7 separate regions of the Mus musculus genome follow, and regions 1, 2, 3, 4, 5 and 6 are each linked to region 7. A link is a loop called in an ENCODE intact Hi-C map of the cell type or tissue named here. Cell type or tissue: left cerebral cortex. All regions are shown on one strand. Each heading gives the region's core, and the rest is flanking DNA. Links, peaks and the distances in the headings are about the cores only. Region 1 has its middle 2.9 kb from the start of Gm23607. Region 2 has its middle 42 kb from the start of Aco1. Region 3 has its middle 15 kb from the start of Gm42272. Region 4 overlaps Gm12381 (predicted gene 12381). Region 5 holds the start of Gm12381 (predicted gene 12381). Region 6 has its middle 17 kb from the start of Gm26087. Region 7 has its middle 60 kb from the start of Gm25581.

Evidence for each region. Hi-C counts contacts between places; a loop is a spot of excess contacts. Peaks named below come from ENCODE experiments on the same cell type or tissue, not always from the same donor. Only the 100,000 strongest peaks of a DNase experiment are listed, where the experiment ranks them.
Region 1: it touches region 7 in a loop (13-fold over the local background); 2 of 42 quality-filtered maps call a loop at or near these places.
Region 2: a loop joins it to region 7, with 15 times the contacts of the local background. A loop is called at or near these places in 2 of 42 quality-filtered maps.
Region 3: a loop joins it to region 7, with 4 times the contacts of the local background. A loop is called at or near these places in 2 of 42 quality-filtered maps.
Region 4: a loop joins it to region 7, with 16 times the contacts of the local background. A loop is called at or near these places in 2 of 42 quality-filtered maps.
Region 5: a loop joins it to region 7, with 5 times the contacts of the local background. A loop is called at or near these places in 2 of 42 quality-filtered maps.
Region 6: it touches region 7 in a loop (5-fold over the local background); 2 of 42 quality-filtered maps call a loop at or near these places.

The regions. Positions count from the first base shown.
Region 1 is chr4:39,290,314-39,294,900 of GRCm38, reverse strand. No RefSeq gene overlaps it. Among named protein-coding and RNA genes, the nearest start is that of Gm23607, 2.9 kb to the left of the region's middle. In left cerebral cortex, for the core only: no CTCF peak of the experiment used is centred there; DNase peaks (open chromatin) are centred at 1,852 and 2,271; H3K27ac peaks cover 672 bases.
Region 2 is chr4:40,099,228-40,103,814 of GRCm38, reverse strand. No RefSeq gene overlaps it. Among named protein-coding and RNA genes, the nearest start is that of Aco1, 42 kb to the left of the region's middle. In left cerebral cortex, for the core only: no CTCF peak of the experiment used is centred there; DNase peaks (open chromatin) are centred at 609 and 2,767.
Region 3 is chr4:39,695,136-39,699,722 of GRCm38, reverse strand. No RefSeq gene overlaps it. Among named protein-coding and RNA genes, the nearest start is that of Gm42272, 15 kb to the left of the region's middle. In left cerebral cortex, for the core only: a CTCF peak has its summit at 1,914 (motif pointing right); DNase peaks (open chromatin) are centred at 1,976 and 2,313; H3K27ac peaks cover 210 bases.
Region 4 is chr4:38,782,583-38,787,169 of GRCm38, reverse strand. All of the region lies in intron 1 of Gm12381 (predicted gene 12381), which reads left to right. Among named protein-coding and RNA genes, the nearest start is that of Gm12381, 71 kb to the left of the region's middle. In left cerebral cortex, for the core only: no CTCF peak of the experiment used is centred there; a DNase peak (open chromatin) is centred at 1,928; H3K27ac peaks cover 2,531 bases.
Region 5 is chr4:38,852,701-38,857,287 of GRCm38, reverse strand. Gm12381 (predicted gene 12381) reads left to right here and starts at 1,805. Exons shown (of 6, transcript NR_151606.1): 1 at 1,805-2,026. In left cerebral cortex, for the core only: no CTCF peak of the experiment used is centred there; a DNase peak (open chromatin) is centred at 2,726.
Region 6 is chr4:39,995,979-40,000,565 of GRCm38, reverse strand. No RefSeq gene overlaps it. Among named protein-coding and RNA genes, the nearest start is that of Gm26087, 17 kb to the right of the region's middle. In left cerebral cortex, for the core only: no CTCF peak of the experiment used is centred there; DNase peaks (open chromatin) are centred at 1,360, 1,536 and 2,017; H3K27ac peaks cover 1,054 bases.
Region 7 is chr4:39,197,200-39,201,786 of GRCm38, reverse strand. No RefSeq gene overlaps it. Among named protein-coding and RNA genes, the nearest start is that of Gm25581, 60 kb to the left of the region's middle. In left cerebral cortex, for the core only: no CTCF peak of the experiment used is centred there; DNase peaks (open chromatin) are centred at 537 and 2,440; H3K27ac peaks cover 1,386 bases.

The sequences.
Region 1 (4,587 bases), core at 388-4,387, 93 kb before region 7:
CTATCATTGCCTTCTCTTGTTCTTCCAACATGGTAGATGTCACCTGTACTTATGCATGTGTACACAGATGCATTCACACTAGGTGAGTGTTCTACGTATGTTCCATGTTCTATATGCTTCATATTCTGTTAAATATTTTACTCATGACAAGGTGGTCTTTTATTCATTTAGTTCTCATTGATTATATTCACTGTACATGGTATCATGTTACATAAGAACATTTTCATGCAAGTACATAATGGTACCAAGCAACTTGCCCCATACTCTGCTACTTTCCTTTTAATCTCCTCTTTGGCCATTTTCTAATAGATAATTATTACTTCTCCACTTTTGTTATATATGCCTTCATAATCTTATGGAGGAGAGGAAACACACACTATTTGTCTTTGAGGCTGACTAAACTCATGTAGAGGTATTATTCCCAGCCCCCTGCCATGTTGCTTCCCTCCCACCCTATAGATGTGCTGTGCATTTATTCTAGACTTCCTGCCCAAACAGGTTGCTTTCGAACATTTAAATTTATTCCTGCATTGAAATAATTCAATAATAATAATAATAATAATAATTGGTATTTATGTCTGAAAATAGTTCAACATGTTGACATACCACATCTTTCTTTACCCATCTCTACGTTGAGCAACACCTAGGTAGAGTCAATATTCAGCTACTGTGAACAGTGCTGCGGTAAATACCTTTGTGCCAGTGTCTCTATGATGTGTTGACTTGTGATACAAGGACATATCCAGAAGGGTCAGACCTAGGATAGATCTTATTTTAGTTTCTTTGGTTTCCATAATTGCTGGATGGGATCACATTCTACCAACTGGTAGTATATGTACACAATCCACACTGTGACAAATGTTTGTTGTACTTGTTTTGTCTTGATAATAGACATTCTGACTGGGTAAGATAGAATCTCAATATAGCTTTAAATAAGTACTTCTCTGTGCTCTAAGGTTTTATTTTATTAGAAAAAAATGAGATTTATAATTATAATATATTTGATTATAATATAAATCATGTTATTTTTAAGCATTGCATATGATAGTAGCATAAATAATTATAACCATAGTTTCTTATGGTATGTCGTATAATGTAAAATGTAACATGACTATAATATTTCCTTGCTGATATACTGAGACTAGGCTAGCTTTTGTACAGCTGCTAGTTTGAACACTAAAAGAATTGTTAGGGTTGGAGATTACTCACCAGAGGTACAGATAATAGTAGAATTAATTGATTGATTGATTAATTGATTGACTGGTTGATTGGAGATGCTGTATGAAAAGAAGGAAAGATGTTTCTGTTTGTTTTCCTTCTTCAGTGTTTTCTAACTGGCTAAAGGGAATGTGGGTTCAGAGCCATACTATTTCATTTCATTATTAGAACTACTTGAATATCTTTTCAAACATCTTTTTTTAAAATATTTTTTATTACATATTTTCCTCAATTACATTTCCAATGCTATCCCAAAAGTCCCCCATACCCCCCCCCCCACTTCCCTACCCACCCATTCCCATTTTTTTGGCCCTGGCATTCCCCTGTACTGGGGCATATACAGTTTGCATGTCCAATGGGCCTCTCTTTCCAGTGATGGCTGACTAGGCCATCTTTTGATACATATGCAGCTAGAGTCAAGAGCTCCAGGGTACTGGTTAGTTCATAATGTTGTTCCACCTATAGGGTTGCAGATCCCTTTAGCTCCTTAGGTACTTTCTCTAGCTCTTCCATTGGGAGCCCTGTGATCCATCCAATAGCTGACTGTGAGCATCCACTTCTGTGTTTGCTAGGCGCAGGCATAGTCTCACAAGAGACAGCTACATCTGGGTCCTTTCGATAAAATCTTGCTAGTGTATGCAATGGTGTCAGCGTTTGGAAGCTGATTATGGGGTGGATCCCTGAGGAAGTTTTTGTGAAAAATTTTACAAATGATTTTATAGAAGGACAATGAACAGCTGATATTGCAGACTTTCAATCACTACTTTGGAAAATATCAAACCCTTTATATTGACTCTATGAATGTGACTTAGCAGATATTTACGCCTCTTACTGTATTTTGTGTAAAGGAACATTTCAAGGCAACTAGTAATGAATTAGATTGTAGCTTTTATTGCTTATTTTTTCTTTTTAAAACCCAAATGTCACAGCGTATCACTTTGCAATTTCATTTTGAACCATCTGCTAAGTAAGGGAGTTTCACCCCATTTTGTTTCACATATGTGTCCTACTTTGATCACATCACCATCTTTTTTTTTCTCCCCTGCAAGTGACACTAAATTTCAAGAGCTAAATGTGTGAATGTTCCACATTTATGTGTAAATGATGGGAGAAACTATTCTTTTCCTTGGTACTTGACAACCAGTGCTCAGGAAGCTTGCTTAGCTGTATCCTTTTTTCTCAACAACACAACCTCATTTTCTGTCTTGCTTAATGGTGATGAGATGATGCCTCCAAAAGGAAATTCCTAAGATTTTTCTTTGACATTAGGTTAAATAAATGTCTTTACCGTCTGCTGATAGGTCAGGTCCAGAAAGATATCATTAGACAATAAACAAGATAAAGGTCTGTATAAGCAGAGACTAGTGGAACAATGTATCTATAGAACATCTTAATATTTATGGAAGACCGTGATATGGTGGGAGAGTTTATACCTCACAGAAGACATGTTTCCAGATATATTGTATGAAGAACAAAACAAAACAGAGCTAATTATTAGCAGCAAACAGGGGCTAGAAGAGAAGAGAGAGAATTTTCCTGGGAGTCTCAAGAGGTAGTAAACCTGACAGTCTCCCTCTTACCCTCAAGCCTGTAAAAATGCCTTTTTTAAAGCTTTGTTTTATGAATTTTTATGTTATCCCAGGTATTCTCAACAAGTATTTATGCCTTGAGGAATATTATGTTTGCTTTAATTTCTTCAGAAAATAAGAGGAAAGTCATTGTGTAAGAGCTGTCTACCTGGTCCCTGCTCATGTATTTCATGTATTGCTTAGCACATTTTCCTGTTAGTCACCGGCTAAAGCACTGATGAATTCCCAAAGCCACAGAGTTATGAAAAACATTGAGACTTGTGGGCTTTTTAAAGACACTATTTTCTCATATTACAAGATGATTGGTTTCTCTCATGGGAACTTTGTAGGTGATATGCTGCCCCGAGGTTAGCAGGCTTGTTACTCCTGTACCTCTTTTTTATTTAAAATAGATTATTTTCTCACACAATATATTCTGATTGCATTTCCCCTTCTCTCTATACTTGACCTCCCTGGGACTATGGATTGTAGCTTGTTATCATTTATTTAATAGCTAACATACATAACTGTACATTCATAAGCAAATAGATACCATATTTATCTTTCTGTGTCTGGGTTACCACACTCACAATGATTTATATTCTAGTTCCGTTAGTCTGCAAATTTCATGATTTCATTTTCTTAACTGAGTAATAGTTCATTGTATAAATATAGCATATTTTATTTATCCATTTGTCAGGTGAGGGATATCTAGGTCGTTTCCAACATCTGTCTATTATGAATGGAGCAGCAATGAACATGATTGAACAAGTGTCCTTCAAGAAGGATGAAGTGTCCACTAGGAATAGGAGCAAGAGTGGTATTGAGGTAGATCAATTATTATTTTTCTAAGGAACCACCACACTGATTTCTACAGTAGCTATAAAAGTTTGTATTTCCATCACCAATGGATGAATGATCCCCTTGCTCCACATTCTTGCTAGCAGGAGTTAGCACTTGTGTTATTGATCATGACCATTCTGACAGATGTAAGATAGAATCTCAAAGCAGTTTTGATATCTCATTTCCCTGACAGCTAGGAAAATTGAACATTACTTAAGTGTTTCTCAGCCATTTGAGTTTCCTCTATTGAGAATTCTCTGCTTAGATCTGTACCCAATTTTTAACAGGGTATTTTTTTGATATACCATTTTTCAGCTCTTTATATGTTTTGGATATTAGTCATTTATGTAAGTGTAACTTTTATTCTGTTTTACTTGTCTTGGAGGATCACCGTCTCAGTCTGCTAGCCCAAGCCTTGTCCTAGAAGCTTTTACCCTCCCTATAATTTTTTCTAGGCCTCTAATGTTTTCTGCCTCTGAGACTTACTGTTGAATAAGCTCACCCTTTCTAGTTCTTTCTGAGCTCTGGCTGGCTGGCTCAACTCAGCTATGCCAGCTCAAATTCCTCTCCAAGATGACTGAGTCAAACTTGTTTCTCTCAGTTTCTTACTGAATTGACCTCAATCTAACTTTGGTAATATGTTCTAATCTTCTGACTACTTCTCATCCTCTGGCTTATTCTGTGTTCACCTGTGTCCAGACTGTTCTCAGTTACACCTGTCTCTGTAAAATTCTCCCAGTAGAACTACCTTCTTTCTCTGCACTGCCCAGTAGGCAGTTTTCCTTTCCTCTCGTTTCTCATGGGGGGGTTGGGCATATCCTAATCTGTCATTTTTTTTCTGACTCTTCACTTTGCCACTCAATTAGACATATTTTTCAAAACTACCTGCATCCATCTATAAATTAAATTTACCTTCATTGTTTGTGATTAAGGATGTGTACTAAGAGCAAGTCTATAT
Region 2 (4,587 bases), core at 342-4,341, 900 kb before region 7:
TGACACTGAAAGGGAAAATGATTTTGATATAGAATTTGTGGGATTTGGGAAGGGCACCACTTGGTTATTTTTTATTTTTATATTATCTGTGAAAGAAAAGGGACCTGTACATAAGAATACTAAATTTTATAAACAATTAATAGAATCAATTGTCTTTAACAAGCATGGAAGCACATCATAAGATTGGTATATTAATTAAAAAGAATATTTAACCCTCTTATGAAGCCCTGCCTTCCAAATAGAACTGACCTTGTTATACATACAGTTAAGACCTTACTGAGCTAGCTCTTCTCTATGGGACTCTTAGGATAACTCATGCTGGTTTTCAAGCTACAAACCACCCATCCGTATTGTACAAAGAGACAAATTAACAATGACATAAATCTAATGGGTTGTTTATTTCAGAAGCAGCGAAAGCTAAAAAACCATGGCAACTAATGTAGTCAGAGATATGTGAAAGTGACTTATACTCTTGGCAAAAATGTGTTTTTAAAAAAGTGTGAAAAATACTGAAACATTCCCTAACAGTTCTAGGCAATTTAACTTTCCTTTTTCATGCATGTGGAGGAGTATTTGTGATTTTCAATAACACCTCTATTTTAGACTTCTAAGTTCAGTGGTAGGTGCCTGCTCAAAAAGCCCAGTGATGGGGCTAGGGAGTTGAGTCACTCGATAAACTGCTTGCTGCATAAGAATTATGGCCTGAGTTCAAGTCCTAGTGCCATGTAAAGATGCAAATGTTGTGTTGTATGTCTGAAATCCAGAACTGAGGAGGTAGAGACAGGTAGATCCCTGGGGCTTGCTCCTCAGCTAGTCTAGCCAAATGGCCAGCTACAGGTTCAGTTTTAAAAAATAAGACAGAGATGATTAAGTAAGGTATCTAATATCAACCTTTGTACTCATGTGCACATGCATGAGCACTCCATCAACAGATACACACATATACAGCACACACGCCAACATGCACATGTATACACACTATTGTGCTTTGAATAAGAATGGCTCTCCTGGGTTCATATGTTTGAGTGCTTAGTTCCCATTTGGTGGAACTGTTTGGGAAAGATTAGGAGGTGTGTTCTTGTTGGAGGAGGTGTGTCATTGGAGGGTGGGCTTTGAGATTTCAACAGTCTCACTGAATTCTCAGTGCTCTCTCTATGACTTGTGCTTATGAATCATTATGTGAACTCTCAGCTGTTCTTGTTGCCATTCCTTCTATCATGGACATTATCTGAAATCATAATTCCAATGAAATGCTTTGATTTATAAATTGTCTTCATCATGGAGTTTTGTCATGGCAATAGAAACACAACTAAGAGAAGCATCATATACCCAACATATACATACATATAACACAAACACACACACACACAGACTTGTACATAGACATATATGTTACCATCCAGGTATACATGACCAAAGACATGTTTTATTGTGAAGGTGGTGTTAACAATAATATTTCAAGAACCTACAAAGAACTCAGTGGGTATAATGTATATTCAGAGAACTCAGTGTGTACTATATATCCTCAATCCCAATTCTCTCCTTGAGAAAGTCATCTCTTGAGATCTACATGGATGCTATTTGGTCACGGGAAAGATTACTATATATAGCAGGACTTTCTCAGACTGGCCAGCAGTATAAATAATGACACAGCGACTTCTAATATAGTTTAAAGCTTAGGCCTTTTGCTAGGGCAGTCTCCCAGCTAGCTCATTTAACTTATCTTGCCTATAACTCAACCACAGCTAGTTCTATACCTTGATCTCTGCTGTGGTCTGTGTCTGTTCCTTTCCACTTCTATCCTCTGAATCTCCCACTTCTGCTTTCTTCCCTGGCATCATTTTCTCTGCCTGGAAGTTCTGCCCCCTACTTCCTGACCAGCTATTGTCTATCGCTTCTTTATTATAACCGATCAGCAGTAAGATCACCTTTGATTCATTCTAGACTGCCTTTAGGCAAGTGGAGGAGGAAGAATATTTACAAAATAGAAAAACTAATGATGGGCCATAGAAATAACAATACCAGAATCCTGTCAGCATTCATTCTCTGTGGCACAGAATCAACAACTGAAAATACAGAGACACACCTTCACACAATTCGAAGAAAAGGTTACCTCAGAAACTAGGCATGCTATTTAGTCACAGGAAAAATTACTATGTCAGTTCACTTATTCACAGAATCCTCCCTGTTAAAGCTGAGTGTGTGGATGTCAGAATGTCTACTGCACTGTTGATTTGTAGTCATATTAAAACCCAGTGGATGCTTAATCAAGCAGAGCAACCTGCATCCATCCATCCATCCGTCCAACAAATAATGACAACTAAGAAATAAAAATGTACTCTATGGAATTAGCTTGCTTTCTGCTTACTGCTGTTGGACCAGATCAAAAGTAGTCCTCTCAAAGCAAGGGGAGGGGCTGGCCCGCCTCCTCCTAATTTGTCAGGTTTAATTCACTTCTGGGATAAGGTGTGTGTCTTCAGAAAGTCTCATTTAAAATATGGCCAAATTCTTCAATGAAAGCAAACTAATTCTTTAGATAATGAACTTCCTTGGGAGCAGGGTGAGCATGAGGTCAGTTCTCAGCGGACCCCAAGGATATTTGGCAGTACATTGTGATAGGAGGACTGTTCCAGGGAGCATTGGAGCTCTGTGATGGAGTGGGAAGGGTGAAGGCATTAGTCTCCATGGCTGTATGGAAGACTAACCCTGCTATAGCACTTGATTTCTAGGCTCCACAGAGGGGCAGAATGGTTCCAGTTTATATAGTTGAGCAAAAAATTATCCCAAAATTCATTGGCTTAAAATAGTGACAAGACTTATTTTGCATATGGATCGACAGGTTAAGTAGGGCATGAGGAGCCCTGTATTCACTCATGCAAATACTGACTTACTGCCATTATAGATTAGTTTGCACTTTCTCGAATCCAATATAAAGGGAATCCTATAGTCATTACTGCTTATGCCTGGATCTTTTCATATAATACAATTATCTTCATATTGCTGTGTGTATTGAATGTCCATCCTTTTTACTGCTGAATAGCTTACCATTACATTGATAGATCCTACTTTTTTTTTTTAATCTTTTTGCCCCTTGATAGGCCTTGGGTTATTATAAATAAGGTGCTATGAAAAATGCTATAAAAGTATTTGTGTATGTTTTTATTTTTGGAGAGGGATATCAGGCTGCATGATAGGCTCATGCTTACCTGTTAAGAAAATTCTCAAACTGTTTTCTAGACTAGTTTGCATCTTTTAGAGTTATATATGAATGGTGTCATCAAGTATATATTATCTGTTGTTTCTATTTTTACTCAGATGTTTTTTCTCAGCCTGTCTGGCAGATAGAGAACTTGGGATGTTGGCATCATGTCTCAGTCCAAGTCCAAAAGATCTCAGAATTAGGTATGTGCGTGTGCATGTGCGTGCGTGTGTGTGTGTGTGTGTGTGTGTGTGTGTGTGTGTGTGTGATGTAACTCTGAGTTACATCAAGTTACTTCAAGTCTGAGGCAAAGGCTTTAGGACCCAGAGAGCTTTTCACCCAAGTTTCCAGTCAAAAGGCTAAAGAGCCTGGGGTTTCAATGTTTAATAGTAGAAGAATAAAAGTATCTTGATCTAGGAAGCCAAGAGAGAAAGGTGGTCTGTGGCAGTAGGGATGGAGAGAGAGTGTTCTATACCTTCCAGAGAATGCTGCACTTTCAGTTTTGAATTAGTGAGTTTATTAAGCATATTTGCAAGCAGATGTAAAAGGACAAATAGTAATAACAGAAGCAGCAGACAGACAGTTAAACATCATCAACTAGGGTGCTCACAGCATCTAGCAGAGACAACTATAATATCCCAACAGGGAGAGCTAACAAAAGGTAACGTCAGCCACCGGTCTGATAGAAACTCTTCAGCAGAAATTGACTGGGGACGTCCCACTGAAGCAGCCAGCTGGAGTTTCTGATTAAGACTCTCAGGTGCAGCAGCTTTCCCTCTGGTGAGGTTCCCAGGGAAAAGAACAGCTACAAGCAAAAGAGGTAACATCATCAAATTGGGAATGTACAGTCATCCAGCAGAAATGCCTGGGGAAGCCTTGAAACCCTCATGCTGAAGTTTCTGCTGGCAGAACAGAGCATTCTCATTACAGATGAGCTCTGCCTTCTCTTTCCCACCCTATAAGTTTTTATATTAAGGAAAAAACAATAGTAACCTTGATTGGAAATAGTTCATCTTTTAGCTATTCTGAAGGATACAATGTTTTTTTTTTTTTTTTGTTTGTTTTTTTTTTTTACTCTTGGGCTGTGCCTTAGTTTGCTTTCTTTTGTTTTGATAACCACCAGCAAAAGCAACTTAGTAAGTAAAGGTTTTGTGAAACATTGAGGCAAGTCAGGGTAGGAATTTAATCAAGAGCACAGGCAGGTGAGGGAATGCTTCTTACTGGCTTGCTCCTCATGGCTTGCTCAGCCCCCACTGACCAGCAGCACAAGGGTGGTGCCACCCACAGTGAGATGGATCCATTCATATCTATCATTACTACTACTACCACTACCACTACTACTACTACTACTTACCTTAACAAATATGCTCTTGGTCCACTCAGAAAGA
Region 3 (4,587 bases), core at 170-4,169, 500 kb before region 7:
AGCATTCAACTATATGAGCCTATGGGGGACATTTTTATTCAAACTGCCACGCAGGTAAAGAGAGAGGACATTTTAAAGTCAAGTACGAGTTTAAACCAGTAGGCATATTCTAGTTTCCTTTTAATGTTGGGGCTGTGTTTACTACATGGGAGGAACTGCAATCTTCTCAGCAGATGCTTAAAAATGAGCCAGGAAGAAAAGAACAGAACTCATTTTATTGTAAATCAGCCTGCCAGCATCCTCTCTGGAGTCTGAGCCAATAATTCATGCAGAGTGATGCTACTTTTAAAATTGTTTCATGGCCTTCATCTTGAGAAATAGCCCAGGTTCCAACACACTTCAAAATTTTTTTAAAAAAGAACCTAAGCCACCAGGGCCTCAACGCATGGAAGGGCATCATCTCAATATCAACAGAACTTACAAAAATGCCTTGTTCCTTAAATCAACAGAAATTGGACAAGAGGAAAAAATTAATTGCTTTTTGATGTTGGCATAGCTGATGCAGGCTGTGGTAAGAATACATAGAGCATTGGGTTCCTGTATTCAGGGTTCACTGGCAGTTTGGAGGGCCAAAGACACAAAGTACATAAGATATAAAATTGGTCAGAGACCCTTTGAGAATTAGAATTCTTGCTTAAAGTATGATAAATGATATTTTTTTACCTAATCAACCTTGCTTCTGGGAACATAATAATAGACGCAGAAGTCAAAGACCAAACAGAAGCTTTAAAACTCGAGTTTGAAAACCCTTCCACAAAGTCATCATAGTACTAAACATATTAATTTATTCTCTCTTATAAGGAACTCCTACTGCTAAATTGTAGATACCAGTTGTTGAAGACACTGTAAGATTTAACCTTGTTTTTAAATACAGTAAGAAATTAACTCATTTTTTATGACCCACAAGTCATTCAGAACTGTATTAAAAACAGAACAAAACCTTTAGGTAAATACATATTTTCAGTCAAAAATATTAATAAAACTAAGACCCTCCTTAATGAAATTACCTAATTCTCCAGTATGGACGCTAAGTGCCATTGATATGCAGATGTACCAGGAAGCCATAATGCTGGTAGTAGATCAGGCCTTAGATATGTTCTGCATTTATGGTCTTTACATCTGACTGATGATCTAAAGAGATGCTTCTCAGACCTTAGTGTGTATTCTAATCCCCTCGGGGGTCTTGTTGAAATGAAGGTTCTCTAGATCTTGGATGATTGAAATCTTCTCCTAGGCTGTTGGGTGATGTGTCATAGTGACAAACGCCCAGAGCCTCATGTCAAACTACAGATAGATGCTGAAGGGTCATTTCCAGAGAGTCCACCTTAGTTTAGTAGAACTTAAAACCCCTACCCCCAGAGGTGAGGAAACTGATGCTTGAAGCAGGCAAGTCGGGTAATGGAAAGTATCGCCATTAGTGGTCAAGTCCGAAGTAGGATAAAGGTCACCAAGTCTCAGTTCATCGTTCTTTCTCCTGTGTTGTAATCCCTGTCCTAAATGGGAGAATCTTCTGTGCTTTATAGTCAAGGATGTCCCTTGGGCAGTAGTGAGGGTTCTATGGTAGGAAGGACTTCATGAGGGAATATCACGGCTTGTGGTTTCCATCCTGTAGTTTGCAATAACTTTATCTTAGATGAGGGAAAAAGTTTGTAGTCCGAGTTCAGGCATTATCTTGCCTCCTGAAGCTCCCCTGTCTCCCAGGTAACGATCAGCTACCTGCCATATACTGGTGGTATTTTCTTCAGGCCCCTGTGTACTTGCTGTAGGCTGTATTAGTTAGAGGGCCCTTTTTATAGTACCTTTTGATGGATTAATTCTGAAAAGGGAACCCAGACACTAGATCTAGGAATTCCCTTCAAGGCTCTGAATTTCTTCCGGTTTTGTGGAAAAACTGCAGAAGCCTTCAAAGTTTCCAGCTTTTCCACATGGTGGCGCTGTTGGCTTCTATTTCCAGTTCGCTCCTGTTGGGTTGATGCTGACCATGAGCCAGCTGGCCTCGTTATGATGGCTGGTTGCCCAAAAATGGAAGTGCTGCTCTTTCTGTTAGGAATATCTTGACAAGGTACTGCTTTGTGGAAGGAACTGCAACCTTTTCCCTGCTACCAAAGGACGAGGAACATCCTTGAACTTCAATAACAGGTTTTTTTTTTCTATCCCCCCCCCCCTCTTATTTGTGTGCCATAATGAATGAGATTGCACGGGGGCATCTTTCTATAGGGATACCTAACCACCTGTGCCTTGAAGTAAAGAAGGGTGGTTCAAGTCAAGCTTACGTGCTAGTCATTAAGACCACATGCACAGAGAGCTTTTTGAGCAGAAGAAACCAGGACGTGACTACCAGGCCGCCTAGCAGGATGCATCCTCAGATGGAGATGTTATCTTAGTCCCCTCAACCAGAATGGTGTCTGTCTGGTAGTCTATAGAATAATTAATTTTTAGTTTCTTTCTAAATGCAATCTGGTGACTTCCAGCCCCAGCAGGAACTGGCCTGATCACTATGAGGGAACAACAATGACAAGAGGAAACTACTGGAGTTTTAATACTCACTAGACATGGTACATAGTGTGTTTGATAGTAGGGGGAGAGGGCTTCTCTTGGAATAAATCAGTAAAGTAGTAAAGATCTGTATCCAAAGTGATTTGTAGTAATCACAGAGTATCAAGACTGAGAACGTTTCTAAGGATGATGAAAGGCCCCTACACTGTAAATCCTTTGCAGCTTTTTTCTTCAATTGTCTTCATTAACTACCTAATAAACTCTCTGTGATTTATGTTCTCTGTGAAGTGTTTGTGTTGTGCAACTATTTCCTCTGAATTTAAACATTTCCTCTTAGAGGAAGTCTCTCTTCATCTCATTCAGTAAAGAAAGTTTAAAGCCCCTCCCTTGTATCCCCTCCCTCAACATTGACTAGTCTAGTAAGTCTCAGGAAGTAAACAAATCTGAGAAGTTTTAGGAAGTTCCTGAAACTTACAAGAGTCAGGATTTCCTTAAGATTATATGAGTGGTAACTATTGATGTGGAGAAGAGATTCTTTCAATGGTTGAACTCCTACAAGTCCTGTACATGTTTAGTTACTATCAAACATGCTCAGTTCCCCTGAGAATATATCTGTGGCAGAAATTCTTGTCTCAGAGAGGTAAGCTGGTACTTTATGAAATATATGCATTTCCTATGAATATAGTTTCTAGTCTCTGTCTCTGACTCTGTCTGTCTGTCTGTCTGTCTGTCTGTCTCTCTCTCTCTCTAGGTGCCTGTGGAGGCCTGATGCCTCAGATCTTCTGCAGCTGGAGTGGTTGTTAGTTGCCCAGTGTGGGTTCTGGAAACCAAGCTTGAGTCCTCTGGAGCAGTACATACTCTTAACTGCTTAACTATCATCTCTCCATCTCTCGTGTCTATATAATCTTGAATTTTCCCCTTGATGCCTGTATTTATTTATTTGGGGGAAGGCAACAGATGTAAGATATACTTTTTTAAGTGATTGAGTTATTACCAGCAACTGTGAACTATAACAATTCTTCCTTTCAAAATTTAATGTTGTCTCTTCTGATACATGGTTTTGCTTCATAAATGGATGTAATAAAAGTAGATATCACGTTTGAGTGAGCATATGTATTCATACATGTATTTGTATACATACCCACAGAAGTTTTCTCAATGTTATTTTTTCACGTTCATTACTTTATTTCATGCTCTAAACCTTAAAAAATTTCACCATATTTATTTATAGCACCATTTGATTTCTATCAATTTCTTCTTACATTTCTAATGTATTTTTCATAAATACATACATATTTATGTAACTATTTTATTAGTAGTATCATGTTTTGATTGTTCTATGAACGAATTGTGCCGACTATAATTTTAAAACTCTGCCTTTCACACCACTGTTGCTCTCCGACCTTTTCTAATAAAATGTGACCATTCTCCACTCCCTGAACATTCACGTTTGCCTTTTGTTTCTGTAGTGTTGTCAGTTTGCCCTCATCAACTGATGAGGATGGTTCTTGTGAATAGCAAGGTGCTCAGTTCCCCCCCCCCCCAATTTGACAGCTTTGGTCTTTTCAGGGAAGGATTCAGTGAGAGGATTCAGTTTTCAAAATGAACCTGAGAACAGAAGGGAGGCTGCCCTGCATATCCAAGCAGATCCTATTCTGAAGATAAAGGAACCACCCAGGCAGGAGAACTAAGCAGCCTCTTACATGCAAACGTGAACCCATAGGGAATGCTCTGGGAATTCTAATTAATTGTTTTACAGATTAGGAGAGTCACCAAGATTCTCTTGTAACATTTCTCATCAAAGAATGTTCTACCCGGGAAGAAATAAAAACCTAAAGCAGACCAGGAAGCTGGGAGTCTCCGAAGAAATAGGAATGAGGAGTGAGATGATTGAAGCCACCACTGAAGCAATTAAGGAGTGGTACTCAGCAGGATGCCCGGGACAGAAACAACTGGAGGTCAAGTGCTGACAAACAGCATCAGTTCTTGCAACACTAATATATCCCCAGGTGGGAGCAGACAGGAAGGGAAGCCTCTCGATTGTTCTCCCAAGGGTTAACGAGGCCAGGAATGCTACAGGCTTCCAAATTA
Region 4 (4,587 bases), core at 418-4,417, 410 kb after region 7:
TTCTTGAGTAGCCTTTACAAAACTCAGTGATGGCAACTCTTGGTTGATTTTAGTAGCAGGAATCTGTCAACTTTTTTTTTTTCTTTTTTCCTGTTTACTGTCTTCCTGATGTCAGCATTGATGATATTAGTCTTCTGTCTTTGGATTTAGTGATTACAATGCTACAACTTCTCCCTGAAACATTTGATGAAGACTGCTTCAGAATTTCTGTCAAGCAATTGTGACGTTTCCATCAACTCAATGTTTGCTGTATTTACTTCGCGACTATTGGGATTACCCTGAGTTTTAAAATCCCTATGAAAACCTGTATGCTTATATATTTGCCATACAGCCAACTTCCTCTAAATCTCTGATCAAGTGAGAGTACTGCCCTGCCTATAGTGTGAACCTAAGTGTTCCCACTCAGTTTCCTCACTGTAGCTGATATCATTGGGATCTCCTGGAACCACAGACAGATTGGAGCTAATTACCAGCTGAAAAAATGTTCTGACTCCTTCAGTGACTACATAAGGTCCAAGTAGAGATCATACTGTGTTGACAAACCTAACAATCATGGATATCTCCAAGGTATTTTCTGCTCTCAGCATTTGCAGGTATGTTTGGGCATTTGGAGGACTATTTAGCCCAGTGTTTACCTAAATACTCCTTTATTTGTTTCCTCTTTGCAATCTTGACCAGAAAGGAAACTTTTTGGAGGCAGACTTTGAGTGTTTCCCTTGTTTTAACATTCCTCTTCAGTATCATGCCTGACACACAGGAGACATAGAAAATACCCATGAATCTAACCATTATGCTCTTTCTTGCATCTAAGGTCTGTAGACCTTTATATTTTGCATATATATGTTTGATTTACTTTGTTAGGAATTACAATATATTTCACTGAAATAAGAAAATAAATCACCTTCTCCAAGTTCTTTAAAGCAAAATGTTATTTTCTATTTTCAAAATTCTAAGAGCATACTCCTTTTGAAAAATAAATTTGCCTAAAATGTTACACAATCCATGTTTCCCTTATCCCTTCATAACACTACGTTCTGTTTCTCCATCCTTGGAAGATATCCTCTCCCCATAGGTCCCTTTCTAGCTAAACTTCTGTGGTTATTCTGATCAGAATTCCAACATCTAAAACTTAAAAACTAACATCTACATACAAAAACAGTGCAATGTTTGTCTTTTCTGGATTCAGGTTACCTCCCTCAGAATGATTAGGAGAGAGGGAAAGAATATGGTCAATTTTATTGCATGCAAAACTTTTTATATAAAAAGTAAAAAATAAAATGTATCCAAAGAAAAACATGCACAATGACTTTTGACATTTATTTTCAGTTACAGTTGTCTATAATTCACAATAATGAAAAAAATATTTTGTGTTATATAACTTACAACAATGCTATAAAATAGATAGTAGATATGTTTTACCATAAAATACATTGAAATACTATGCTTCTTTGGTTTCTACATTTTATGAAAATAAAGAAAACTTTAATTGAACACATTACCACACTTTGGATCTAAGAACAAGCTTCTTGTTAAACTGACTCTGACATTCTGTTAGTGTGAGAACCTACTCTGCAGACCCTTAGGCAAAACAGCAGAAAGAAAAAGGAATTTTAGTTTAATTTCAAGTTGATTTTAAGTACACATTTTTAGTCATCTCTACATCCATCATCAAATCTCAGAAAGTTGAGTACATTTTGAAGAAATAACTACTGGCACTGAAAGCCAATTATAAAAAAAATATAGCTCATTTACAAAGCTTAAAATAGCATTTAAACCTGCTACCAGATTTCAAAGCTGTAGAGTTTTCTGTGTGATTCAGGCCTCCTGTTTGACCTGTCTTTTGAGCAGCAGGTAACCTTTATTTGCAATTCTAACTTGAGTGTTTAATCATAACAGCAGCCTAAAGAAGCTTGGGAGCTGTATGGTAAACAGAAGACTTCTTTAAAATCTCAAAGTCTGTTATTTCTACTGATACAAGTGCTGAAAAGACTAAAATAGTATAGAGTGGGAAGTTAAGTATGAAGTACAGGGAGTGGATACATATGTATTTAAAACTATTTCAACTGCAGTTGCACAGCACTACTGCTAATTTTGTGGGAAGGAAGGGCACTTGGAGAATAAGAGAATACATGAATTTAAAATGGAAGAGAGAACACTGTGATTGTAATAGTTGATGGCATTAGTGCTGAAAATATTCACATTTGGTGATTCTATTTGGGTTATCAAATTAATGTCCATTATTATTTTTCTATTTGTTTTAGTGCACTTAGAACAATTATCCATTATTAAATTCTGAATTTAGTTGTGTTTTTATTGTGAATTTTTGGTAAGAGAACCTCCAAAATATAGGCTTTTAGAAAGATGGTGTTCTTTCTTTCTGACTATTTGTTAGCATGAACTAGTTAAATAATATAAAATGGATTTCATTTTGACATTTACATACACAGTCATAATACGTTTCAATCATTACGATTGAATCTTTATGGTCAACAGCCTACCACATACTCTCTTTTGTCACTCCTTCAATATTGCTTATCCCCCTTTTCTTCCCAACTACTTTCGTGTCTCTTTCTTCTTTTCCCCCTTTCTCCTCCTCCTCTTCCTCCTCCTTCTCCTCCTTCTCTCCTCTTCCCCTCCTCCTTTTCCTCCTTTTTCTCCTCCTTTTCACCCAGGAAGTTTCACTAGGGCTGCTTACAGAATCATGAGTAAGGGTTTGTAAACAGGAGCATAGGTATGTGGCTAGACTACAGAAGAAAATATCTCTCTTCCCATGAACCATTAAAGACATATGCATCCTTAGGGAAAGGTGCGACCCCATGAAGCAATCTCTCTTCCACCACAAGGTACTGATAGAACCAGTCTTAAGCAGATCTTGTGATTTTAAAAGTATAACAGCCATGTCATATCTTAAGTTCAGCATTTCACATTGCTTCCCTCAAGTCCTTCATGTCTTACAGTCTTCCTGCTTCTGTGATGTTTGTTGAACCTTGAAGAGGGGAATATAGTTGTTTTATTTAAGGTTGGGCATTCAATAGTCATTCATTCTTAATAGAGCAGCTAGTTAAGGGGTCTTTTCAGTCACTACTGACCAATGCATAAAGAAGCTTCTCTTACCGAAGTGGACAGTAGGAATAGTCTATAGACACAAAACTCAGTTATTTGGAAGAGAATTTAACAGGTGTTATCATGCCTATTTAGCAAAAACAAACAAACAAACAAACAAAAAAACAAACAAAAGTAAAACTGTAGCTTCTCTGCCAGGACCTAAGTCCTCTCCATCCATGGATCTTTAACCAGGTTTATAGTGCCAGATGTGAATTACCTCCCTTGGAATTGATGTTAAATTCAACTAGAAAGCAGTAGTTACCTATGTGAAAGAGCTGTCATTATTGTATCAGTGACACATCTTGCCTGGCCTCAAAGCCTTATTTCAATACTTTCCATATGTTTTCTTATGCAATATCTATCAGAACCTTAGGGAGCAGAAATATTAATATGTGGAATTGTACTCTCAGTTTTATGCCCATATCTTTTTTGTGCTCCAGTAAAATAATCACAATTCAAATTGTTATCTTTAAGTGTCAACTCAACGTAAAAGGAACTTTTATTTACCAGATGTAATTGTCCTCTCAGAGACTTATCTGCTGAGTAAGTGGTCTTTCTACTTCTTCCTGAATTCTAGCTAGTTGGTTCAACTCGACTGCTCTGGCTCACCATTTCAATCTGGCTTCTCTCTGCTTCTGATTGAATTTCTCTTCTTGGCCTCAAACTAACTCTGGTGATGTGTTATAATCTCTAGGCTCCTACTTATTTTCAGACTGCAACTCAACTTACTGTATACTTTTCTTAACTAGTCTCTCCTGTCTATTTTTGTAAGACTTGAGTGTATATGATCTCTGACCCATTCTGTCAAATTTTTCTCTGATTCATCACTTTTTCTGCCCCTCAATTAAATGTCACTTCTAAACATGGCTGCTTCTTTCTACAAACTAACCTTATTTCATTGTTTTGTATTGAATGGGTGTACTCAGGGAATATTTGTATTCTAGTCAGGGGTATTAAAGGTGTGCATTTTTAGCCAGATCTCTAAGATCTAGAAGGTCTTCAGATATGATTCCTTCCCAGAAAAGTTATGTTGCTGGATTAAAATTGCTCTACAACTTAGTTGTTTTAACTATATGCACAATGTTTATTTTTTATTTGTTTGTGTATTATCAGATACTTTCTTCATTTACATTTCAAATGCTATCCCCTTTCCTAGTTTCCTCTCTGAAAGTCCCCTATACCTTCCCCTGCCCTGTCCTGCTCCCCAACCCACCCACTTCTGCTTCCTGGTCCTGGCATTCCCCTGTACTAGGGCATATAATCTTCACAAGACCAAAGGCCTCTCCTCCCATTGATGGCTGACTAGGCCATCTTCTGCTATATATTATATGCATAATGTTGTGCAACTACCCCAATTCTGATTTTCAGGACTTTTCGTCATCAAATAAAACATCTCTATTCCTTCCTCCACTAAATCCAGGGAGTCACTATCCACCAATCATAACTTGTGAGAGTAGTCAAGCAATGTTTAACTTGAGGCCC
Region 5 (4,587 bases), core at 266-4,265, 340 kb after region 7:
AGGAATGAGATCATTAGGTCCTGGTGCTGGCCCTCCTACATGTGCTCTGAGTGGCAAGGCAACTGTTGAGTCTGGCCCCCCTTCCTCCCCGGGGCTTCGGCCTCGGCGACTCCGAGTCCCCCCCGCCGGTCCCTGAGCCCCTCTCGCTACTGGTCCCTGTGGTGGGGCAGCTGCAGGTGGCTGTTGGGGCAAGGGGTAAGGGGGAGGTTGGGAGTCCATCCAGAGGAGGTCGTCAATCTCTGGATAGATCTTGGGGGGTGCTGATGGGCCGGACTTTCCAGCTGCATCAGACTGGGCAACCGCGACCATCAGCTTCGAAGAGTTTGGGGTCCAAGGCTTGACCCATGGAGGTGGGAATTGGACGAGATTCTGCCAGGTCACAATGTAGGGGATCTGATCAGGGTGACCCCCTTCCTCCTGAAAAACAATTCACCTGACGGCGGCGATTAGTGACAAGTCAAAAGCACCCTCAGGTGGCCAGCCCACTCCAAACGTTGGCCACTCGGAGGCGCAAAAGGTCTGCCACGGACCCTTTCTGACCTCCACCGACTGGTTGTGGGCTCTGACCCGCACCTCCTTCCAATGCTCCAGAGTCAGAGAAAGGGGAGTGGACACAGATTGTCCCATTTCTAGAAAAACAGTAGTCACAACAAGAGCGGACACGAGACTAAGACAAAAAAGAAACCAGAAACAGCGGCGACTCTGCGTCGACCACAAGCAACTCAAAGAATCAGATGGCCTCTCTAAGGCCGGCCGATTGAGACCCTCTGCACGAGGTGGGACTCGAACCCACGATCCCGTGACCAAACGCGAGGTGGGACTCGAACCCACGGTCACGCAACAAGGCGCGAGGTGGGACTCAAACCCACGATCTCGCAACAAAATGCGAGGTGGGACTCGAACCCACGATCTCGCAACTGGGCACGAGGTGGGACTCAAACCCACGATCTCGCAACCCCAAATGGTCTCTTGGCCTCCAAAGGGGTCCACCAGGCGTCCCTGGTCCTCCCCTGTTCCTCCTGGGACGTCTCCCAGGGTGAACGGACGGTGGACACCTGGACACGTCTATCCTTATCCACCCCGCGTTCCCTCTCGGAGCGCGGTCTCACTGAGCGTCCGCAAAACCGAAACTGCGATCGCATCAAACTTAGAAACAGAACACAGATATCAGACCAAAACAGAACAAAGAATCTTACCTCTAAGTGGGTCTAGGACCTCTGGGTGGTCGCACTGATTCCCGGCCAATGCACCAAAATGAAAGACTCCCGAAGGGAGACCCTCACTCAAGCACTCAAGCCCCGGGACAGCCGCGGACCCAAGAAGACACTGAGACCGTACTCAAAATGTAGAAGGCAAGATTTAATAGAACAACAGCAAGATAGCACATAGAACATAGACCAGAGCTCTGGGGTCGAAACTCATGCACCTAGTGGTGTAGAGGAGAATCGATGACCAGCCAAAAATTTTCACAGGCTTATATAGTAAAACTCAAGGGGGGAAGAGCTGGGCAGGGAAAGTACAAGTTTACATCACTAGGGGGTTCTGCCAAGGGACAAGGGGTTCTGCCAAGGGAATCTACGTAACTAAGGGGTCATGTCCTATCATTTGGCAATGTACCCGGTTCATTTTGAGGTTGTTCCAGGAGGCCCTTATCTCAAAAATGTTCTTGGAACAGTTTTTAGTTGGGAGGGTTCGAACTCTAGGGTGAGGAGTTCAGGAATGCATTCTGGGGTGAAGAGTTCAGGAGTGTTCCGGGAACAATCTCTAGATGGGAGGGGTCGGGCTCTGGGGTGAAGAAGAGTTCAGTAAAAATTTTTATTCTTCAGAAGGAGGATGTGCGTGAGGGGGTACTTGGAGGAGAGAGGAGGCTGATATTGGGATGTAAAATGAATGAATAAATACAATTTTTAAAATGATTGTCTTTCTAAGAATAGTGGAGGGAAAACTCCATGGAATCTATGCACATGGCTTTAGCAAAGACTCCTAATAATAGGGAATAAGAAGCCTGAACATTTCTTATGACCAGGTAAGACTTCTAGGGATGGGACTGGGACATTAAACTAGCCACACTTGGCATATATTGTCTTCTATCAATATTTGACATTTGTTTATTTATCTGTTGAATTCATCCACTGGTCTATGTCCCTCATTATGTGCATTTTGCTTATCACCTTTTTAATCACTCTAATGAAACAAAAATACTGAATCAGTACTCTCAGTGTCAGCACAAGGGGTGTCTCTTACCTTGTGTATATCACATATTATTGACATGTAAAGTGTAATATCCCACCAGATATTTGTTGAATGTGTAAGTCAATGGTTTTAGGTTTTCCTTGATCACAACATTGAACCTACTTTTATGGGTTTATTTTCCACCTCAGATCCTAAGCATAATTTCCATTTAGATTGTTTGATTATTTCTTTTGAGATGTTGGTTTTCCTGTTGTGTTTTTAAAGTTCTCCATGTTGCTGTAGTATAAATATAGTGGAAATATAAATATTTATACTGTAGTATAAGTATGTGACTTGCAAATATTTTCTCATATTCTGGGACTTGTGTATTTCTTGTTCTGGCTGTGTTTTATAGGAAACAGAAGTTCTTAAATTCGACCAAACAGGTTGATCTCTTTCTTCTGTCAGTTTTGCTTTCTGTGCTTTTTCTAAGTCCTTTCCTCCTCCAAAATGCAAATGATTCGTATCAAATTTTCACACAGGATTTACACTCTTAGGCTTATATTTGGTTTATCATCTGCTTTAGTTGACTTTTCCGAGGGTGTGAAGTATTCATTCTTATGTGGTTATACAGTTGTTTCATTAGCATTTTATTTAAAAATCACTTTCAAGTTTTTCTACAAATCTATCTTTGTCCTTTTGACAAAAAATAAAGTCTATATTTGGGGTTCTGTTTCCCTACCTTCTGTGCAATATTCAGCCACTTTCTATATCCTTGCTAGTATCAGGGTCTTTCTTGCTATAGCTTTGTTATATGTCTTGAAGTAAATTAGTTTTCTGATTTTTTTCTTAAGGCTTGTGTTGGTTTATTTTTTTTTGTTGATATTTCCAAATTTGCTGATTAGGTTTTGATTGTTTTGTATCAAATCTATATACTAATTTCAGTGGAAATGGAAGCCTTTCTATTCATGTAACCAAAATTTCTCTATGCTTAGGTTATTTTTTAAAATTTCACATTAATTTTACTGTCTTCATATTTTGTTCATTTTATGTAAGAGCACTTTAATTTAGGACTAACTTAGTGATATTGTTTATAATTTCAAAATGTACTTTTTTAATATTAATATATAAGAGGCCAATTATGTTGTAAGATTACTCATATATTCTTCAACTTGAGTTCAATTAGGATCATTTCAGAAGAATTTGTGGCTTTCTTAAAAATTACACTGTTCATAAATGCTGACAGGCTTGTGTTTCAACAAAGGCATTATTAATATTAACATACAGGCCTTATCACTGTTGTCACAGTGTGTCTTAATTTATCAATGCTCATTTTCTCATCTATTCCCTGAAAACTGTTTGTTTGTTTTTATTTTCTACTATGCATGTGTACAGATTTTACCTTGTTGTCTGCTCCTGAGTTATATCACACTGTGGGAGGCACAGAGGACCTTGTGCTCACAGATAAGCCCTAGGGGGAACAGCAATGGTAAACACACAGCTTTTCTCCTTGAAATGAAGGGATGAATAATTTGTTATCAGCCCAGAAGGCTAGAAACATATGCAGTTAATTGCCTTGTGAAGTTTTGCACTATCTGTTTGGATCCTTCTTGAGAACTTTTATCTTTGAACTTCTCAATCTATAATGCCCACCATTATGGAAGAAGTCAGATATACTTTACAAGGAATTTCAATGGAGTCATGCATTAAGTTTTATTGTGAACACAATAGTGAGTTAATTATCACCAGGAAGATTTACCCCAAATTGTGCTGTGGTTAAATACATCTAAAACAAAGTGCCTGGAATCAGACTCCCAAAGTTTGAATTAATAACAGCTTCTTTTTCATCAGGTTGAACCAAACCATCTTCTTGCTTCCCAGTTTAGCACATCCTGACTATGATAAAGATCGATGCCCTTAGAATAAGGCTCTCTCTTTGAAACTTATGTCTTTGGATATAAGCTTTGAATCAATTAGAAGACTACAGATTATAAGTATTACAGATACATTTGTAGGACATTGTCTTTTATAAGTTAAGTATAAAATATTACTTAATGTCATAATTTTTAGCTTTATAAAGAAAAATCTTCTTACATATTATATCCCTTATGATGGAAATTAATGGGCCACTAACTCTTATTTCATTATATTTCTTATCAAATTAAAAAATTAAATTCAGATAACTTTAATGTGATATATTGGTTCTAACTACTTCTCTAATATACTTTGTCATCATATTGTCCATAGCTAATCAGGAAGGAAGACAGATGTATTTTATTATTAATACAATCATTTTTTTACTGCTTTTTCAGTCACATCCCTTGTCTCTTGTTAAAATTTTATCCACCTTAAGTTTTACAATTATGAGAGTCTAATTATTAAAAGGCAATTTTTATTGCTCCTTTTCTTGTTATG
Region 6 (4,587 bases), core at 222-4,221, 800 kb before region 7:
ACATTTCTCTCTAATAAATTGTATTCTCTTTCCCATGTGTTTTGAAAGCTGCATCATTATAGGTGTCTTCCAGTCATTAGTGACGAAGTAATAAGAATAGACAAAATGTTATATATAATCAAGAAAATGCTAACAATAGCAGTTGTGCCTGAGAGAGAGATAAAGTTAACATGCTATTGTAAAAATAAATATCACATTGTAGGCATATATTTTTCAAAAACCTACTTTAATAAGAGTTCTTGGATGCTTCAACTTCCCTTATAGACCACCAAACAAAAGAAAGGGAGAAAGATGGCTAACAAGATAGGGGCAGGTAGACCTGTTTAGAAGTAGATTTTTGGCGGAGATTCCAATCTTGTCAGCAGTTCAGTCCACCAGCAAATACCAAACATGAATCATCATCATTAGCTTGATCCATAAGAAACCACGATGCTCCAGCAATCAGCACCAGTCCACTGACGTGGTAAGAAGTTCGAACACTACCAGAAGTTCTTTGGTGAATTTTTCTCCATGAAGTCATGGCAAGTGAAGATCAGAGAAGAGAGCAAACTGAACCAACGCAAGGGTGTTGTCAGTGAAGACCAGCAACAGTGAAGCCCAATGAAACCAACAAGATGAACCAATGCCAGAGTATGATCCACTCTCTGGGGTTATACTTATAATCTTTCTAAATATCAGGCATCCTTTCAGGTGTCTGCTCCAGAAAAACATCACAGACCCTTTCACCAGACAGCTTCCAGAAAAACACCACATGTGTGTTCTCACCAGAACATTCTCTCACAAGACAGTTTCCAGAAAAACATCACATGACACAACTGAGTCTCTAATGAAACTGAGAATTCCCACTTCATCCTATAACAGGCAAGTATGAGCAAATTATGGACCAACTATCATAAATTTCATCAAACTGGTATGTGTGCTTGTGTTAGTGTGATTAACTTTTATCAACAATCCCTGTGATGACTTACTCTAATTATAAGTTAATTATAAGTTCACATAGATTAAAGGGGTAACAGAGACCTGGCGTGCACTTCACCCAGTTTCCTTCCGTGGCCACTCTTGATAAAGTGCATGAGAGCCAGGTTAGTGCCAGATTTCCCCAGTTTTACACCAGTAATTTGTGTGTCTGTGTGTTTTGTTTTTTAACATAGTTGTATTTGCCACATAGTCAAGAAACTTCCAACCCCTCGTAGTTTCATCCTTCATCTTATCTCTGCCTTCCTCTCTGCTAATTTCTCATCTAAGGCCATAATAACTGTAAAAGTCCCACAGCTTGCCACCGCTTGTATAATTCATCACTTCAGAATGTTACATAATTGGAACCACACACTCTACTGGGATCAGCTTTTCTTCAGTAAGCAGAAAGCCTTGGAACTATCCAAGGTACTGAGTCTAGCCAGCCTTCATTCATTTTTATTTCTCTGTTCTGTTTTCATTTCTATTTTTCCATTTTCTTTGATTGTTGTGCCGATGTTCTCTATGGAATCTTCTGTACCTGAGATTCTCTCTTAATTTCTATGGTACCCACGTGCCTCCTCCTTAACTGTCTTCTTCTTCCTTCTCCTCCTCCTCTTTTCTGACAGTTTCAACTAGAACTGCTGTTCAGTGTTATATGCAGGTTTCCGTGTGAACATAAGATTCTCTCTCATTCCTTTTATAGTCACTTTTCAACAAAGCACATTAAAGAAGAAAAGGAGAGTTTCTGACTTCTCTGCTAAAAATGCATGATAAAACTGTAGCTTTAAAGGTGTTGTGATCTTGTGGAATTTGTGGATGGACTTTGAGACAAACTGACACCATATATCTTCTCATGTGATGTACTGAGAATATAATATCACTTATGTTGTATTTCTGCCAAAAAATTGTGTGACCTGAATCTAATTATGAGGAAAATAACATTCTCCTTAATACATGACCCACACTATGTATGGGGGATCCAGGATTGCCAGTATACTTCTGAATGTGCAGATACTATCAAAAGTATCTTACGTACTTTTCTATACAAGTGGTAATTTTCTGTCCTAATTTTTCAAACTAGGTTCCTGGATGCATATCAAACTCTCCAAATTGGAGTACTGGATAAACATGTTTTGGAGAAAAAATTTCAAATGGCAGACACTGAAAGAATATGATACAGAGACATCTGTGTCTTAATAAAGTATCACTGGTTGTTTATCCACAGAAATACTGTAAAAGTGCCCACATTAGAGTGCAGTGGTGCACAACTGTAATCCCAGTATTTAGGAAGCCAAGGCAGGAAGGTCTTGAATTTGAGGTGAGCTGGCAATATCCAGAGAGACCTATCACACAACAAGAAAAAAAATTTGATTATTTTTAAAAGAGTCACAAGTCATCTGGAAAATTACATAGATGCTTAAACTAGGTAATATTACACTGGTGCAAAATATAAGTATTCAGTCATAACACAAAGAATGTGCAGTAAGATTAAACAAACATTGTTATGTAGGCCGAAAAATATTAATTAAAGACATGATGGTACCGTGTCTACATAAGAGAATATCTTTGCTTAAGAGATTCCATTTGAATAAGCTATATGGAATATTTTGATATCTGCAATTTAAAAATTTCTCAGAAACTATTCAAAATATTTTGTTTCCGTGTTAAATTTCTTTTGCTGTTTTCCTCCCTATGAGGGACAGCTTGTGCTTAGAGTTCATCATACTATTCAGGTTCCATTAAAATGTTTAACATCTTTCCAAATCAGAACATAAAAGGTAAATTCATAAGCCTAGGAAATGTTCCAGTAAACAGTATTAACCATTGATATTTATACAGACAGAGTCATAAAATATAATACCATCATTTTTTTTTTTTTAGTCAAGGTCTTCCTTTGTAGCCAATCCTGGCCTAGAAGTCCTTATGTAGGTTAGGCTGACCTCTCAAGCTCTATGCTGGGGTTATAGCTATGAGATTCAAGGTCTAGCTTAATTTAAATTGGCTTTTGGAGGAAGAGGCAGATAAAGTGACCAGAACTCCTGTCAGCCTTGGTGAAGCCTTGGTGGTTTCCATTACAACTTAAACTCCATGGGAACAGAGAACAATGGGATTGCTTTTTGTTTGTATCATAGATATTCAGTGCAGTATCTCTAGGATGTAGGGAATAAAAATTCCCTTTTATAAAAATCAAACTACCAGCTTCACTGGCTTTCATGTACTAGTGACTGGAACCAACTGGAAGGTTCCAGGACGGTGGTTCCATGTGTAAAGATGCTTGCCACTAGGTGCCATGAACTGAGTTTGATTCTTGTAACTTAAATGATGAAGAAAAATACCACCTCCCCATCATTGTTCTCTGATCTCCACCCATGTACTGTGGTATATCCATGAATGTTTGCAAACACACAATATTGTGAAAAGTAAAGCCAGTCAAACAGACAAAGAACCACAAGGTGTACAGGACCAGTATGCTGCCTCATAAGCCTTAATCTGCTGAGACAACATATTGAGATTATATACATGTCTTAGTTAGGATTCTACTGCTGTGAACAGGCACCATGACCAAGGCAAGTCTTATGAATGACAGCATTTAATTATGGCTGGATTACAGGTTCAGAGGTTCAGTCCACAATCATCAAGGCAGGAAACATGGCAACATCCAGAGAGACATCTTCATCTGCTAGTGGAAGACTGATCCCTAGGAAGCTAGGGTGAGAGTCTTAAGCCCATGCCCACAGTGATACACCTACTTCAACAAGGCCACACCGCCAAATAGTGCCACTCCCTAGGTCAAGCATATTCAAACCATCACACTCTACTCCCTGGCCCTATAGGCTTGTTTAAACATATGAAGACCATACCTAAACATAGCATAATGCAAAATACATTTAGTCCAATGTTCAATCTCCCCATAGTCTATAGCAGTCTCAACAATGTTAAGAGTCTAAACACATGAAACTCTAGAAGAACGAAGACCAAAGTGTGGTTACTTTGCCCCTTCTTAGAATTGGGAACAAAACACCCATGTAAGGAGTTAAAGAGATAAAGTTTGGAGTTGAGACGAAAGGATAGACCATCTAGAGACTGCCTCACCCGGGGATTCATCCCATAATCAGCCTCCAAAAGCAGACACCATCACATACACCAGCAAGATTTTGCTGAAAGGACCCTGATATAGCTGTCTTTTGTGAGGCTATGCCGATGCCTGGCAAACACAGAAGTGGATGATCACAGTCAGCTATTGGATGAAACACAGGGCCTCCAATGGAGGAGATAGAGAAAGTATCCAAGGAGCTAAAGGGGTCTGCAACCCTATAGGTGGAACAGCAATATGAACTAACCAGTACCCCCAGAGCTCGTGTCTCTAGCTGCATATGTATCAGAAGATGGCCTAGTTGGCCATCATTGGGAAGAGAGGCCCCTTGGTCTTGCAAACTTTATATGCCTCAGTACAGGGGAATGCCAGGGCCAAGAAGTGGGAGTGGGTGGGTAGGGGACATGGGGGGGGAGGGTATGGGGGACGTTTGGGATAGCATTTGAAATGTAAATGAAGAAAATACCTAATAATAATAATAATAATAATAATAATAATAATAATAAAAGAGTCCAAAGTTCGAAGTCTCTTCTGAG
Region 7 (4,587 bases), core at 194-4,193:
AAAGAACTCAAGGAGCTAGTCTCCAGAGAACCAAATAACCCTATTTAAAAATGGGATACAGAGCTAACCAGAGAATTCTCAACTGAGGAATATTGAATGGCTGAGAAACACTTAAAGAAATGTTCAACATCTTTAGTCATCAGGGAAATGCAAATTAAAACAACCCTGAGATTCCACCTCACACTGGTCAGAAAGTCTAAGATCAAAAACTCAGGTGACAGCAGATGGTGATGAGGATGTGGAGAAGGAGGAACACTCCTCCATTGCTGGTGGAATTTCAAGCTGGTACAACCACTCTGGAAATCAGTCTGGCTGTTCTTCTGAAAATTGAATATAGTACTTTCTACCTAAGGACCCAGCTCTACTATTCCTGGTCACATACCCAGAAGATGCTCTAACATATAACAAGGACACATGCTCCACTATGTTCATAGCAACCATATTTATAATAGCCAGAAACTGGAAACAACCCAGATGTCCCTCAACAGAGGAATAGATACAAAATATGTGGTACATTTACACTATGGAATATTACTTAGCTATTAAAAACAATAACTTGGCCGGGCGTGGTGGCGCACGCCTTTAATCCCAGCACTTGGAAGGCAGAGGCAGGCGGATTTCTGAGTTGGAGGCCAGCCTGGTCTACAGAGTGAGTTCCAGGACAGTCAGGGCTACACAGAGAAACCCTGTTTTAAAAAAATAAATAAAAACAATAACTTCATGAAATTGCCAGGCAAATGGATGGAACTTGAAAATATCATCCTGATTGATGTAATTGAGTCACAGAAGAACACACACAATATGCACTCACTGATAAGTGGATATAATTAGCCCATAAGTTCAGAATATCCAAGATTTACAGGCCATATGAAGCCCAAGAAGAAGGAAGACCAAAGTTTGGATGCTTCAGTGCTTCTTAGAAGGAGGAACAAAATACTCACAGAAGGAAATATGGAGACAAATTTTGGAGCAGAGACTGAAGGAAAGGCCATCCAGAGACTGTCCCACCTGAGGATCTAACCAAACCAGAATGCTATTTTCGATGCTGATAAATGCTTGCTGACAGGAGCCTGATATGGCTGTCTCCTAAGAGGCTCTGCCAGAGCCTGACAAATACAGAGGCAGATGCTTGCAGCCAAACTTTGGACTGAGCACAGGGGTCCCTGATGGAGGAGTTGGAGAAGGAACTGAAGGAGCTGAGGGGTTTTGCAGCCCCATTGGGGGAGCAATAGTTTCAAGTTGTCAAATCCCCCATCCCAGAGCCCCCAGGAACTGGACCACCAACCAAACAGTACACATGGAGGGACCCATGGCTTTGGCCGCATAGGTGGCAGAAGATGGCCTTGTTGGATGTCAGTGGGAGGAACAGCCCTTTGGCCTGAGGGTATTTGATACCTCAGTGTAGGGGAATGCCAGGATGGGTAGACAGGAGTGGGAGATTGATTGGGGGAGCACCCTCATAGAGGCAGAGAGGGGGTGGGATAGGGTGTTTCTGAAGGGGAGACCTGGAAATGGGAAAACATTTGAAATGTTAATATAGAAAATATTTAAATAAATAAATAAAACCCAAGAAATATCTTCTGGAGAATTCTGTGTATTGGAAGAAATTGAGAAATAAGTGACATCAAAATTTAATCTATTCTTGATGAACTACTGTTGCACAGGATAAATTGAGAAGGCTATCTAAGGAAACATTTTCATTGTTTTTGTATTTTTTGTTTTGTTTTGTTTTGTTTTGTTGTTTGTTTGTTTTAACTTGAAAAGAATGAGAAGCCACAGTATGAAAATAAGTATTTCAAGTGATATAGTTCTAGCCATAGTATACTTGAAGCAGAAAAGAGAAAATAGGAAAAAATTTCATCTCTAAGGAATTAGAAAAAACAAATACAAATACAATAGCTCAAAATAGCTATTGCAAGTTAATAGCAACGACTTTCCCAAAGTTGTTTCCATTAGATTATCTTAGTCATAGTAAGAACTTACTAGACCCATCCCTTTGACAGTGTCTGAATTTTCATTCTACCATATAGGTGAGTATTGACTACTTTAATCACATCTGATTTTGTTGCCCTTTCAGATATGAAGGAGAAGATGGCACATGCCATCTTGAAGCATTTGTATGTTATTCTATTCTCATGACAGTTTCATTTCAGTACCACAGTCACCAGGAGCTAGCCATTTTTAGTGAGTCTTGGACAATGACTAAACTTTCCTAAAAAAAATGTCCAAGTTTAATAGAGTTTAACACTTGCCCGTTGATAAGCGTATTTAATATTTTTGCAAAAGTTGTATTTAGCTGCTTCTTTTATACTTGACAACACTGCATTATGTATAAACTCAAAGGCCTACAGCATTTACATGTATCAGCTCATTTGCAAGTGTCCCAGAAATACAGCTGAACATATGGGAGAATACACAAAATATCCCAAAATCAAGTGGTGCAGAATGTGCAGCAGAGAAATGGGGGCGGACTGAGTTGGAAGCTGTGTCAAGATGATGTGGACCTACACAAGTGGGTACCGTGAGATGCTGCTAAAAATAAATAAATACCTTGTCATTGCAGACTCTGACCACAGCACAGGATCTGATGTAAGAGAATGACTCTAGATTTATTTGTTCATTGTTTATTGCTATGATCAGCACAATGAAAACAGCAACCTGGGAAGGAAGAGAATTATTTTTCTTGTATGTCTGTACATCACTAAGAGAAGCCAAGCAGGACCTCAAGAAAGTCAGAGACCTAGAAGCAAGAGCTGAGCTTGCTTCTTTTACTTGTTCTCCATGGGTTGCTCTGCCTGCTTAGGTTCACAAGCCAGGGCCACCTGCCCAGAGATGATACCAACCACAATGGGCTGGACCCTCTCACATCAATCATTGAAATAAAGAAAATTTCCTAGAGACAGCCAAGAGCCAACATTATAGAGCCAGTTCCTCAGCTGAGGTGGTTCCTTTTTCCCAGATGACTTTAGATGTGTCAGTTGATAAATCTATTTACCACAAGAAGAGAAATGAAGACAGAACAGTAGATGCCTACTTAAAATTAAGATCACATTTTAAAAAGGTCTTGAACATCAAATGATTATAGAAAGGTGTCTTAGTCAGGGTTTCTATTCCTGCACAAATATCATGACCAAGAAGCAAGTTGGGGAGGAAAGGGTTTATTCAGCTTACACTTCCTTACTGCTGTTCATCACCAAGGAAGTCAGGACCTGAACTCAAGCAGGTCAGGAAGCAGGAGCTGATGCAGAGGCCATGGAGGGATGTTCCTTACTGGCTTGCTTCCCCTGGATTTCTCAGCTTGCTTTCTTATAGAACCAAGACTACCAGCCCAGAGATGGTCCCACCCACAAGGGGCCTTTCCCCCTTGATCACTAATTGAGAAAATGCCTTACAGTTGGATCTCATGGAGGCATTTCCTCAACTGAAGCTCCTTTCTTTGTGATAACTCCAGCTGTGTCAAGTTGACACGAAACTAGCCAGTACAAAAGGCATCCTTTAGCTTAATCATTTCAAAGAAGTTGAAAACGAGGATAAAACTTTACCTGCTGTATCATAGTGTTCAGATATTGAGTGTATCCCAAAAGTATATGTTTTAAAAAGCTTTACTCTGGAGTGATGTTTTTGTTAATGATTGTAGCAGAGACACCTTTTGGACAGTTTTGGTTATCCAGTCACTATACATTCCAAAGTGGACTGAATGACCGTGTTCTTCCTTTTCTGGTTCTCATTTATTTCCTGATAATGGGCAGAGTATCACTTTGTCATATATTCCTCACTTTTACTAGGAGGATACCCACCAGAGATCAAAACATTAGGGATCACCTGTCTGTGAACTGATATACCCCAAACTGTGAGCTCTAAACCCTGGTTGTTTTATTATTTGAAAGGTTCATTATAGTGATGTGAATATCACAACACACACACACACACACACACACACACACACACACACACACAATTTCTATTGTGACAAATCACAAAACTGAACAGCTGTCATGATAGTGATAAGTCCTTCCTCACTTATAAACTACCTTCCCTACTAGGTATCATTTATATTCTGCATGCCCAAGCTTCTTTTCAAAACATATCATTTTGATCAATACTACATATAAGATAATGTTTAACACAAGAGTAAAACAACTAATATTGAAAATATCTTTCTTAGTATTAGCAATAGTAGCAAAATGTTTTTGTTTTGTTTTTGTTTTTATATACATCAAACCCCATATGTAGATTTGGGGAGGTGACATTTTTTTTTAAATAATAGGAAGGAAATAGAAAATTATGAAATAATAGAAGAAGCTATTGTAAACACAATCTAGGTGTGTTTCATTATGCAGATTTTTTTGTATGTGTCACCTCCAATTAGATAGAGCTCTAGCTAACTCACTAAAGAACTATGCTCTGTTGCCTCTCTATAGCCATCTCTTTCCTGATCAAGTAGCCATGATCAGTTCTCCCCTGTTGTTTGCTACTTTCAGAATGACATAACATGAAGGAGATAATCCCATTCAGGGAGGGCATATATGATGGTTAACTAAATCGGCATGCCTATAAACTGCCTTTTCTATATTTATGCCTGTGCCC